Linked DNA regions of Homo sapiens: region 2 is linked to region 1. Evidence: chromatin loops called from intact Hi-C (ENCODE). Cell type or tissue: Caco-2. All regions are shown on one strand.

Region 1 (5,000 bases):
GCGCGCCGGCGGCACAAACATCGGAGAGCCGGCGCCCGGAGCGTGCAGGAAGGAGCCCGAGTCGGCGTAGGCGGCCTGGCGGGGGCTCGCGGCCAGCGCCAGGCTCTGGTACATCCTCCCAGGCGTGGTCTTGACCTGCAGGGAAGAGGGACAGGTGTGGAGGTCACGGGAGCTCTGCGCCCTCCGCCAGCGCCCGAGCTTATGCCGGGCAGGTGCCGCCGCTTCGGGCAGCGCTTCCCAGTCCCCAGCCCGGGACGTTCGCGGGGCGGGTCCCCGAACCCGAGGGAGAGGAACCGCGGGGATGGGAGAGGCCAGCGCGTCATCCCCGGGGCAGTCACAACGCCGAGCCCACCTCCTCCCCGACCGGGCTTCGGAGGTCCCCGGGGTGAGCTCGGTGGGGGCCTGGGAAGGACGGGCCTGGCGCGGCCGCAGGACGCAGGGCCTGGAGAGCGGGGCCCCGCCGCGCTGGGAGGGGCCGGGTGGGGAGGGGCGCGCGGCTGCAGCCCGGGCTGGAGCACTCACCAGCGGGCAGGGAGGGCGGCAGGGCACGGCGGTGGCGGTGGGTCGGCGACCGGCGGGCCGAAGACTGGAAGCCCGGGCCGCTGAGGCTCCGCAGCCCCCTCCGCGCCGCCCCGGCCCGCCCCCGCCGCGCCGCCCCTTCCCTCCCCGCGCCCGCCCCTTCTTCCCCGCAGGGTCAGCGCTGGGGCTCCGGCCGTAGAGCCACGTGACCCTGGCAGGCCCTGCTCGCGGGGCTTGGCGACAAGGACGCACGACACGGGGCGGCCAGCGCGGAGCCCGGACCAGTGCAGCTAGACGGGCGGGCCGAGGGCTTCGTGGGCCCCGGGGAGTCGGGCGCAGAGACTTCTCCAAGTTTGTGCGAGTCCCGAGCCCTCTGCCTCCCTGCCCCGGCCCCCGCCGAAGGCTGGCCTAAAGACGGGCTCCGTGTCTGGTGGCTGAGTCGGTGATCCCGGCCCCGCTCACCGATGGACACGCGGCGGTGGAACCCCGTGGGCCCCCTCGTTGCGTGGCCGCACCCGGGGCTCGGTGCAGGGAACCGGCTTCCATAGGGACGGCCGGCTCGGGTCGCTGGACTGGGACGGGGTGCACTGGCGGGAGCCCCGCGATTTCCTCGGTTTCTGAGCAAGCGGGGCCACAAGGCTCGGGGTCCCAGTGGGAGGTGGGCAGGGTCCAGCCTCTAAGGCCCGATCTGGGTGCCAGGCTCGAAGGCCCCAACCCCGGTGGGGCTCTCAGCCGGCTCTCGGGGACTCGGGAAGAGTTTCCTCCAGGCGCCAGAAATGCGTGTGGGTAGGAGGCGACCCAGGTCAGGGAACCGTGTCCCGCTCGCACTCCCGGTGAGGGCTGCATGGAGGCGCCGCTGCCGCGGAGCAGCTCCGCAGGTTGCGGGAAACGGAACGGCGGGCTCGGAGCACACCGGGTGGACCCAGGCTTGGCGGCCATGAAAGTTCTTTTTTTCTTTTTTTCTTTCTTTCTTTCTTTCTTTCTTTCTTTCTTTCTTTCTTTCTTTCTTTCTTTCTTTCTTTTCTTTCTTTCTTTCTTTTTTCTTTCTCGGAGCACACCGGGTGGACCCAGGCTTGGCGGCCATGAAAGTTCTTTTTTCTTTCTTCCTTCCTTTCTTTCTTTCTTTCTTTCTTTCCTTCCTTCCTTCCTTCCTTCCTTCCTTCCTTCCTTCCTTCTTTCTTTCTTTCTTTCTTTCTTTCTTTCTTTCTTTCTTTTCTTTCTTTCTTTCTTTCTTTCTTTCTCGGAGCACACCGGGTGGACCCAGGCGTGGTGGCCATGAAAGTTCTTTTTTCTTTCTTCCTTCCTTCCTTCCTTCCTTCCTTCCTTCCTTTCTTTCTTTCTTTCTTTCTTTCTTTCTTTCTTTCTTTCTTTCTTTCTTTCCTCCCTCCCTCCCTCCCTCCCTCCCTCCCTCCCTTCCTTCCTTTTGCGGAGTCTCGCTCTGTCTCCCAGGCTGGAGTGCAGCGGCGCGATCTCAGCTCACCGCCTCCCAGGTTCAAGCGATTCTCCTGCCTCAGCTTCCTGAGTAGCTAGGACTACAGGCACCCGCCACCACACCCGGCTAATTTTTGTATTTTTAGTAGAGACGGGGTTTCACCATGTTGGTCAGGCTGGTCTCATCGAGCTCCTGACCTCAGATGATCCGCCCGCCTCAGCCTCCCAAAGTGCTGGGATTACAGGCGGGAGCCACCGCATGAAAGTTCTTCCTTGCAGAAACGGGCCCTCAACTCCTGTCAGTCAGGGCTCGGAGAGGACGCTGGTGAAGGGTGAAGACCTGGGAAGGCAGGAAGGCGGCGATGTGGGGCCGTCGGGGTGGGTGTCACTGGATCCCCCCCACGGGGGTCTGGACAGCCGGCGCTGTCCGTCTGGGAAGAGCTGGGGTGCCCCACATGCGCCCTTATTCCTGGCCTTTCCTCTTCGCCCACAGCAGATAAGGATTCAGGGTGCTTGTGGAGGCGTCCAGGGTCCCTGCGTCTGGGAAGGCAGCAGGCTGAAGCCCCTGGTCTGTGGTGGACTTGGGACCCCACAGACGGTTCCGCAGCAGGTTCAGGCCTGTGCAGGAGAGGGTGCAGCGCGGCAGGCTGGGGTGGGGGTCGGCTGCCATTGGGGTAGGGAGCTAGGCGACCTTCCGTTACCCCTTTACCAGCTCCCAGCCCCTCCTCGCCAGCTTCCCACCAGATGCTCCCTCCTTTCCTGTCCTCAGAAGCCTGGTTGCTGCTTGCCCTGTGTGGACTCCCCTGCCTTCTGCTCTCCCGGCACTCTGGGTCTCCGCGAGGGTCTCTCTTTGACCCCACACGTGCAGACTTTGTCTGTGGATGGCAGTGCACTCCACGAAGGGGTGGAGAGGTGCCGGGGCCTCGGTGCGGGCGAGAGGGCGCAGTGCAGTCCAAGCGGCTGCAGAGGGCTCTAGCGCAGCAAAGCTGGTTGGACCCAAGCTCTGACCCCTCTGCCCTCAAAGCCCGGGTTACCGAGCCCTCATGAGCACCAAGAACGAAGAGAAGTAAAAAGGGACACTTGTGACCTGCTGGGGGCTGAGCCACCGCTAACCCCAAGAAAAGTCTAGAGAACAAGAAAAGAACCACAGCAAACCTGGGACCCTGCAGGACGAATCGGGGAGGGATTCGTGCTTTTTACTTGCAATAAAATCTGTAAAGTTCTTGAATAGGAAACACCAACATTGCCCGGGTGCTGTGCTTTGTCCTGACATTTCCATTTAGTCCTCACATCAGTCTTATGCAACAGATCACATTATCATTCCTATATACAGATGGAGAAATGGAGCGCAGAGAGGTGAGCTAACCTGCCCCAGGCCACACAGCTAGCAATTAAACAAGCCAATTAAAACAAAGAAGGGAGTCTCTGAGTGATAGTGGTTGGTTGCTTTCTTGAGTTAATAAATATCTACAATGGACATTTGTATTAAACCCTGGGCCTCCATGAAGGGCGGGGAAGGGAAAATTTACCCTTCGAAGGCTCCTCCGAGGCGGCGCCCCACACAAGGCAGGACAGGGCTGGGGGTCCGGGGCTGTTCTGGTCACTTGGTGCCCTGCTAGGCGAGTCACAAGCTCACCTGCTCTGCAGCAGCAGCAGAAGCCACTGGTGGCGTGTTTTCCACGTGGATCCAGCTGCCTCCACAGTGACTGGTGGGGGTGGGCACCCATCCGTGGGGGTTGTCTGTGACAGTATCTGGACCCCCTCTCAGACCTGTTTCTACTTGAGCCAAAAAGTGAGGAGTCTCGGCTCAAACCTCAAAACCCAGGTGCCCCCGACGTCCTCGATCCCCACGAACCATGCTTCCGTGCAGCTCTCCACTCCCGGTGCTCTGGGCCCCTCAGGAAGGAGGTGGCCCCTGAGCCAGGTGACCCAGTCCACCAGGCTACCCCACCCAGCAGCAAGCCCTCTTCTCCCCTGGACCCCGCCCATGCTGCTTCCTGAATGGGCCCTTTGCCCTCTTCTCTTCTTGCCAAACTCCTACACATCCTTCAAGGCCCGTCTTGCAGGTCCCTTCCTGTCCCTTCCCCTACGTTGCTCTCCCCTTCCTGGTGCCTCATTGTGCGGTGTGGTCAGATGGCTGTGTGCCTCCGTCTTGTCACCTTAGCAGAAGCTGAGTCAGGAGAACAGCTTCAGGAACAGCGGGTCAGGGCATCGAGCGGGCACAGTCAGAACTTTGGGACTCAGCGTTGGCATCTCCGGGCTGTGTGGCCTTGGGTGAGCTGCTTCTTCTGTAAGGTGGGGGTGATGATAGTGCCTGCCTCTCACGGTGGCTTTGGGGAGGCATTAGTGGGACTGGGTACTAAGGGCGTCTGACCCGGGATGGGCATGCAGCAGGCATTGGGCTAATGCTGTCTGAGATAAAACCCAGTGCAGGGATGGAGGCTCTGAGCTGTGTGCCCAGGGCCCTGAGAGCCGGGGAGCCAGGGGAAGTGACAAAGACCAGGAAGGAATTTCTGGCCCTGCCATGGGTGACCCCTCTCTCCTGAAGGCTTCCCTGGTTCACTGGGACCCAGGGACCTGCCATGGCTGGCCTGGGAAGACACACCTCTAAGGCGGGGACCCCACCCCCAGTGAGATAAGAGGGTGGGCATGTTAACCCCCTGGTGACCATACAGAGTTAAGTTCCATGAGTCCTGGGCTGTGAGGGGCTTCTGGGGGCCTGAGTGGCCTGGGGTGCGGCTGGGCTGAGAGGGGGCAGGTGTTGGGGGGTGGCTGGGGTGAGAGGGGGCAGGTGTTGGGGGGTGGCTGGGGTGAGAGGGGGCAGGTGTTTGGGTGGGGCTGGGGTGAGAGGGGGCAGGTGTTGGGGGGGCTGGCATTGGGGTTGGGGGAGGAAGGCTCAAACCATCAGGCTCTGGGTTTCGTTTCCTGCTGTCATTTTCCTAGCAGTGCCCACATAACCCCCATCCTGCCCGCCCCCAGCTTGGGAACCCTTAACTCAGACATACTTATCAAGGGAAAGAAAACAGTCTCATTGTTCAGGAGGATAAGGA
Region 2 (5,000 bases), 110 kb after region 1:
GGGGCTGACAGGGAAGCCTAGTCCCTCCTCAACCCCTGACCCTGAGGCCTGTGGATGCCCAGGCCCAGCTGCCTCCCCCTCACGGGCATGCCCTCCCTGCCTGGACGCATCCCTAGGAGGGAGCTCCTGGGCTGAGGAGGCTCCCTCGGCTGGTGTCCGCAATGACAGTGGGGACCCGGTGAGTAAATCTTGGCACAGCCACACCAGGGACAGCAGTAGCTGCAGCGCTTGCGGAGGGTCTGCGTGCAACCCCTTGGGGTTGCATGCCCCCCACCCCATGCTGGGACTGCATGCACCCCCCCAGCCTGCGCGCACCCCCCCAGGCTTGCATGCTCCCCACCTCATGCTGGACCTGCATGCACCCTCCAGGCTTGCATGCCCCCCACCCCACGCTGGGACTGCATGCACCCCCCCAGCCTGCGCGCACCCCCTGGGCTTGCGTACTCCCCCACCCCACGCCAGGTCCCCCCACCTCACACCGGGCCTGCGTGCATCACCCCCCACCACCACCACCCAGCCTGTGTGCGTCCCCTGAGCCTGCGTGCGCCACCGCCCCCCCGCACCCGGCCTGCGGGCACCCCCCGGGCTTGCATGCCCCCCACCCCATGCCGGGCCTGCGAGCGTCCCCTGGGCCTGCGTGCACCCAGAGGCTGTGTGTTACGTGCTGTGGGCGATTCTCTTTAAAGCAGCAACAATTACATGCAAGTTTGAATGAAAACTGCTCTGAAGGCTTCGGAGAAACTGCTGAATGAGGCTATTTGGGGGTGGGGACAGGAGGAGTCAGTAGGTTTAGTTTTATTCCACACTTTTCTTGATGGTGGGAATGTGAAACTAGCTGTGAGGGCTGCTCTTATTTAGAAATTTTGGAAAGAAAGTCTCAGGCGAGGAGGTACAGATCCCAGGTCGGGAGAAATCGGGCCACTCCTCCACGCCCCCCCAGGTCACCCCGGGTTTGCCAGAGCTGCCCCAGGCGGGCCGGCAGGTGGGCAGGCGTGGCCAGGAACCCAGCCCGCGAGGGTGGTGAATGCCCCTTCTCCAGGAGGACGTCACAAGGGCACTGCGGATCCCTCACTCAACTCTTATTTGCTGCACATGTCAAAGCTGTTTAAAAAGAAAGCGCTCAGGACGTTCCCCCGAGTCTGCAGCCGGGGTTGGCCTCCAGCCTAGGTGTGATCTGAAGTTCTGTGATTCAGACCCACAAACCCAGGCTGCCCAGAACGCATTCACCCAGGAACTTGGGCGTGGAGTGAGAGGCAAGCCCCCTGCCCCCGCACTCCGGGGCACACGCCAGTCACTGCCCAGCCCCCAGGCCTCTTAGAGGAGCTCAGCACACAGTCACATGGAGCCTAACAAATTGTAGCCCCCGCCCCGCCCCCGCGCCCCGCCCCCACCTGCACCTTTTGCCGCCCCCGGGCTGGAAGGATCCATCCCATCCCGCGGAAGGGCAGCGGACCCTCGGAGGGACGGAGAGGAAGGAGCCCCGACGGGAGAGACTGTGGGGTGAAAGGCAGTGGAAAGGCAGTGGAAGGCGGTGAAGACGGTGGAAAGGTGGAGAAATCCAGCACTCTGAAGGGCAGCTGGGGAGCCTGGAGAAGGACATATGTGAATTTTGGAACTGCTCATTGTTCCAAGCCATGACCTTGAAGAAGGCAGGGGCCTCTCTGGCCTCTGTGTCCCCATCGCTGAGGACAGGGTGGAACACGAGAGGCTGGGGGGTGGCCTCTGCCTCTGAGCCAGTTCTCAGCTCTTCTCTTCCCTCTGAATTCATGTTGTGTTTCTCAGCCATGAGGGACCCACGGAAACTGGGGCTTGGGAAGCCAGAGATGGCTTTGAGTTTGAGAGAAGGAATTTGCCTGGGTCACATACTGGAAATGGTGCCAGGCCCAGCCCCACCCCCCTGTGCATGTCTGGCTGAGCTTCCTAAGGAGCCAGCCACATCCACATTGCACCAAACCCTGCCACATCCAATCCTGACCGAACAGCCAGTCTACTTGTCAGTGTGGGGGACCAGCCACGTCAGTCAGGGCTCCCCAGAGAAACAGAACCAGTAGGATCCATGTCCACCTCTCTCTGTCTTTATGAATCAATCTATTGATTCTATGTATCCATCCATCCATCTATGTATCTATCCATCTATCCATCTGTCTATCCATCCATCCATCCATCTATTCATCTATCCATCCATCCATCCATCTATGTATCTGTCCATCTATCTATCCATCTATTCATCTATCTATCCATCCATCCATCTATCCAGCTAGCTAGCTAGCTATCCATCTTCTTTCTTTCTTTCTTTCTTTCTTTCTTTCTTTCTTTCTTTCTTTCTTTCTTTCTTTCTTTCTTTCTTCTTTCTTTCTTTCCTCTCTCTCTTTCCTTCTCTTTCTTTCTATCTTTCTTTTCCTTCCTTCCTCTCTTTCTTTCTTTCTTCTTTCTCTCTCTCTCTCTCTTTCTTTCTATCTATCAAGAATAAGAGAGATTGGTTTTAATGAATTGGCTCACATGATTGTGGGGACTGGCAATTGCAGGGCAGGCCAGCTGGCTGGAAGTCCAGGGAAGCTGATGCTGCCATCTGAGTCCAAATTCCGCAGGGCGGCAGGCTGGGAACTCAGCACGGCTTCCACATTGCCATCTTGTGGAGGAGAATCCCGTTTTCTTCCAGAAACCTCGGTCTTTGCTCTCAAGGCCTCAGCTGCTGGGACGAGGCCCACCCCCATGGTGGAGCGTCACTTTCCTACCTCAAAACCTGCTGAGCTAAGTGTTCATCCTGCCAGAAAACACCTGCACAGCAGCACCGAGGCAGGTGTGTGGCCAACAGCTGGGCACCGTGGTGCAGCCGAGTGGACACATAAAGTGACCATCACCCTCGTGGCAATGGGTGCGGGGGTGGGGGGGGATGGTCTTTCAAGTTCCACAGCAAAGAGATTCCAAGGGCCTTATTATTCCCAATAATTAGGACAGATTTTCTGTCCAATTTGGCAAGGAAGCCCAAGACCCAGCATCGTGAGCTTCAGACACGGCAGGAACCCAAGGCTTCGGGAGACCCAGCACCTGCCCCGGCACGCACAGCTCAGGCGCAGCACCTGCCCCAGCGCGCACAGTTCAGCAGAGGTCAGCTCAACCCTGGACTGTCCACACGAGTGTTGGGGCACGATGGGGAACATCTCATGTTGTGCTTCTTGGCCATGAGGGACCCAAGGAAACTGGGGCTTGGAAAGCCGGAGACAGCTTTGAGTTTGAGGGGAGAAGTAACTTGCTGCTTACCTGGTTTGGTGGGTGGTCAGGGAGGACTTCCTGGAGGAAGGAACATGTAAAATGAGGCCCAAATGATGGAAAGGAGCTTTGAGCAGGGGAATTCCTTCCAGGCTGTCCCCAGAACTGCTGGCTGCCTGGGACTTGGGTGCCCTCTGGGGTACAGTGTGTTCTCCCGAACACCAGTGGCTCTTGTGTTCAGGGCAAGCGTGGAGCTGATCCTGGGGGGTGACCCTCGCTTTGCCCTGGGCTAACCCAACAGGGATGTGAACCGGAGCCCCACACTCAAAACCCAACTCACAAGGCAGACATTTAAATTTCACTCATTCAGAGACCCGGGTCAGTCCATTCTTACCAAGCCCCCACCGCGTGCTGGGTCCAGCGTGAGACAGCTCCCGGGGCGCATGGACAGAGAGGCCTTGCCCTCGAGGAGCTCCCCTTCTCATGAGAGGAAGTCACTGTCTCCAGATGACAGGGTGACAAATGCCTCCAACAAAGATGTGTGCTCAGGGAGGTCAGAGGGGAGTGGTCCCTGGGGATCAGGAATGGCCCTGGGAGAGGCGGCTCCTCAGCTGGACCTGGACAGTTGGAGGCGATTAAACCCCAAGATGGGAGGGGACAGAGGAGTGCCAGCTAGGGCCACGGGACCAGACCCACCTTCCCGGAGCACAGGGCTGCGTGAGGTGAGGCATGTCTGGGCCACGGAACAGGGATGACATCCTTCATGCACCCACACACACCCACACACATCCCTCATGTGACACACACACCCACACACATCCCTTATGTGACACACACACATCCCTCACATGACACACACACACATCCCTCATGTGACACACCCACACCCACACATGTCCCTCATGACACACACACACATCCCTCACGTGACACACACACATCCCTCACATAACACACACACACGTTATATGACACACACACCCCTCACGTGACACACACACGTTATATGACACACACACCCCTCACGTGACACACACATCCCTCACGTGACACATACACATCCCTCATGTGACACACACATCCCTCACATAACACACACACACCCCTCACATAACACACACACACGTTATATGACACACACACATCCCTCACATAACACACACACACATCCCTCACGTGACACACACTTTATATGACACACACACATCCCTCACGTGACACACACACCCACACACGTCCCTCACATGACACACACACACATCCCCCACGCGTGCACACACACACACACACTCTGCGGGTGGCTGCTCACCCGCCCTGACATGGGGACTGTCTCTCCGGTGAGAACCGGCTGCAGGAGGGTTTGGTGCAGTGTGGATGTGGCCACTGCTCCTCAGGAAGCTCAGCCGGACACGCGCGGGGGGACGGGGCTAGGCCTGGCTTCATTTCCAGCATGTGACCCTGGCAAGCTGCTGCTCCTCTCGGGACCTCATTTTTCTCCTCTATGGAATAGGGACGGCAGAGCCAGTGTGGTGCACTGAGCCCTGGAGCGCCGCTCTGCAAAGGCACGTTCCACTGACACCCGCCTGGTCAAGCTCAGACCCAGGCAGAGAGGTGGCCGAGCCTCGCAGGGCCCCGGGTCCGACCCACCCCCGGGTCTGGCAGCTTTGCAGAAGGGCCTCTTTCAGGAAAGCAATTCACACACAATTCACAGTTGCAGCCTGCATGTCCTGTGTTGCTGTGGGCTCTGGAACTACGAGTGAGGACACCTTGAATCCCCTGTGCTTCCAGGA

Evidence for each region. A loop is a pair of places that touch in the nucleus more often than their neighbours do. Peaks named below come from ENCODE experiments on the same cell type or tissue, not always from the same donor. Only the 100,000 strongest peaks of a DNase experiment are listed, where the experiment ranks them.
Region 2: it touches region 1 in a loop (10-fold over the local background); 1 of 110 quality-filtered maps calls a loop at or near these places.

The regions. Positions count from the first base shown.
Region 1 is chr20:62,475,408-62,480,407 of GRCh38, forward strand. It overlaps GATA5 (GATA binding protein 5), which reads right to left and starts at 588. Exons shown (of 7, transcript NM_080473.5): 1 at 523-588; 2 at 1-135. The coding sequence starts at 114. In Caco-2, a CTCF peak has its summit at 2,905; DNase peaks (open chromatin) are centred at 2,915 and 4,558.
Region 2 is chr20:62,581,016-62,586,015 of GRCh38, forward strand. No RefSeq gene overlaps it. Among named protein-coding and RNA genes, the nearest start is that of MIR133A2, 19 kb to the left of the region's middle. In Caco-2, a CTCF peak has its summit at 2,609 (motif pointing left); a DNase peak (open chromatin) is centred at 2,613.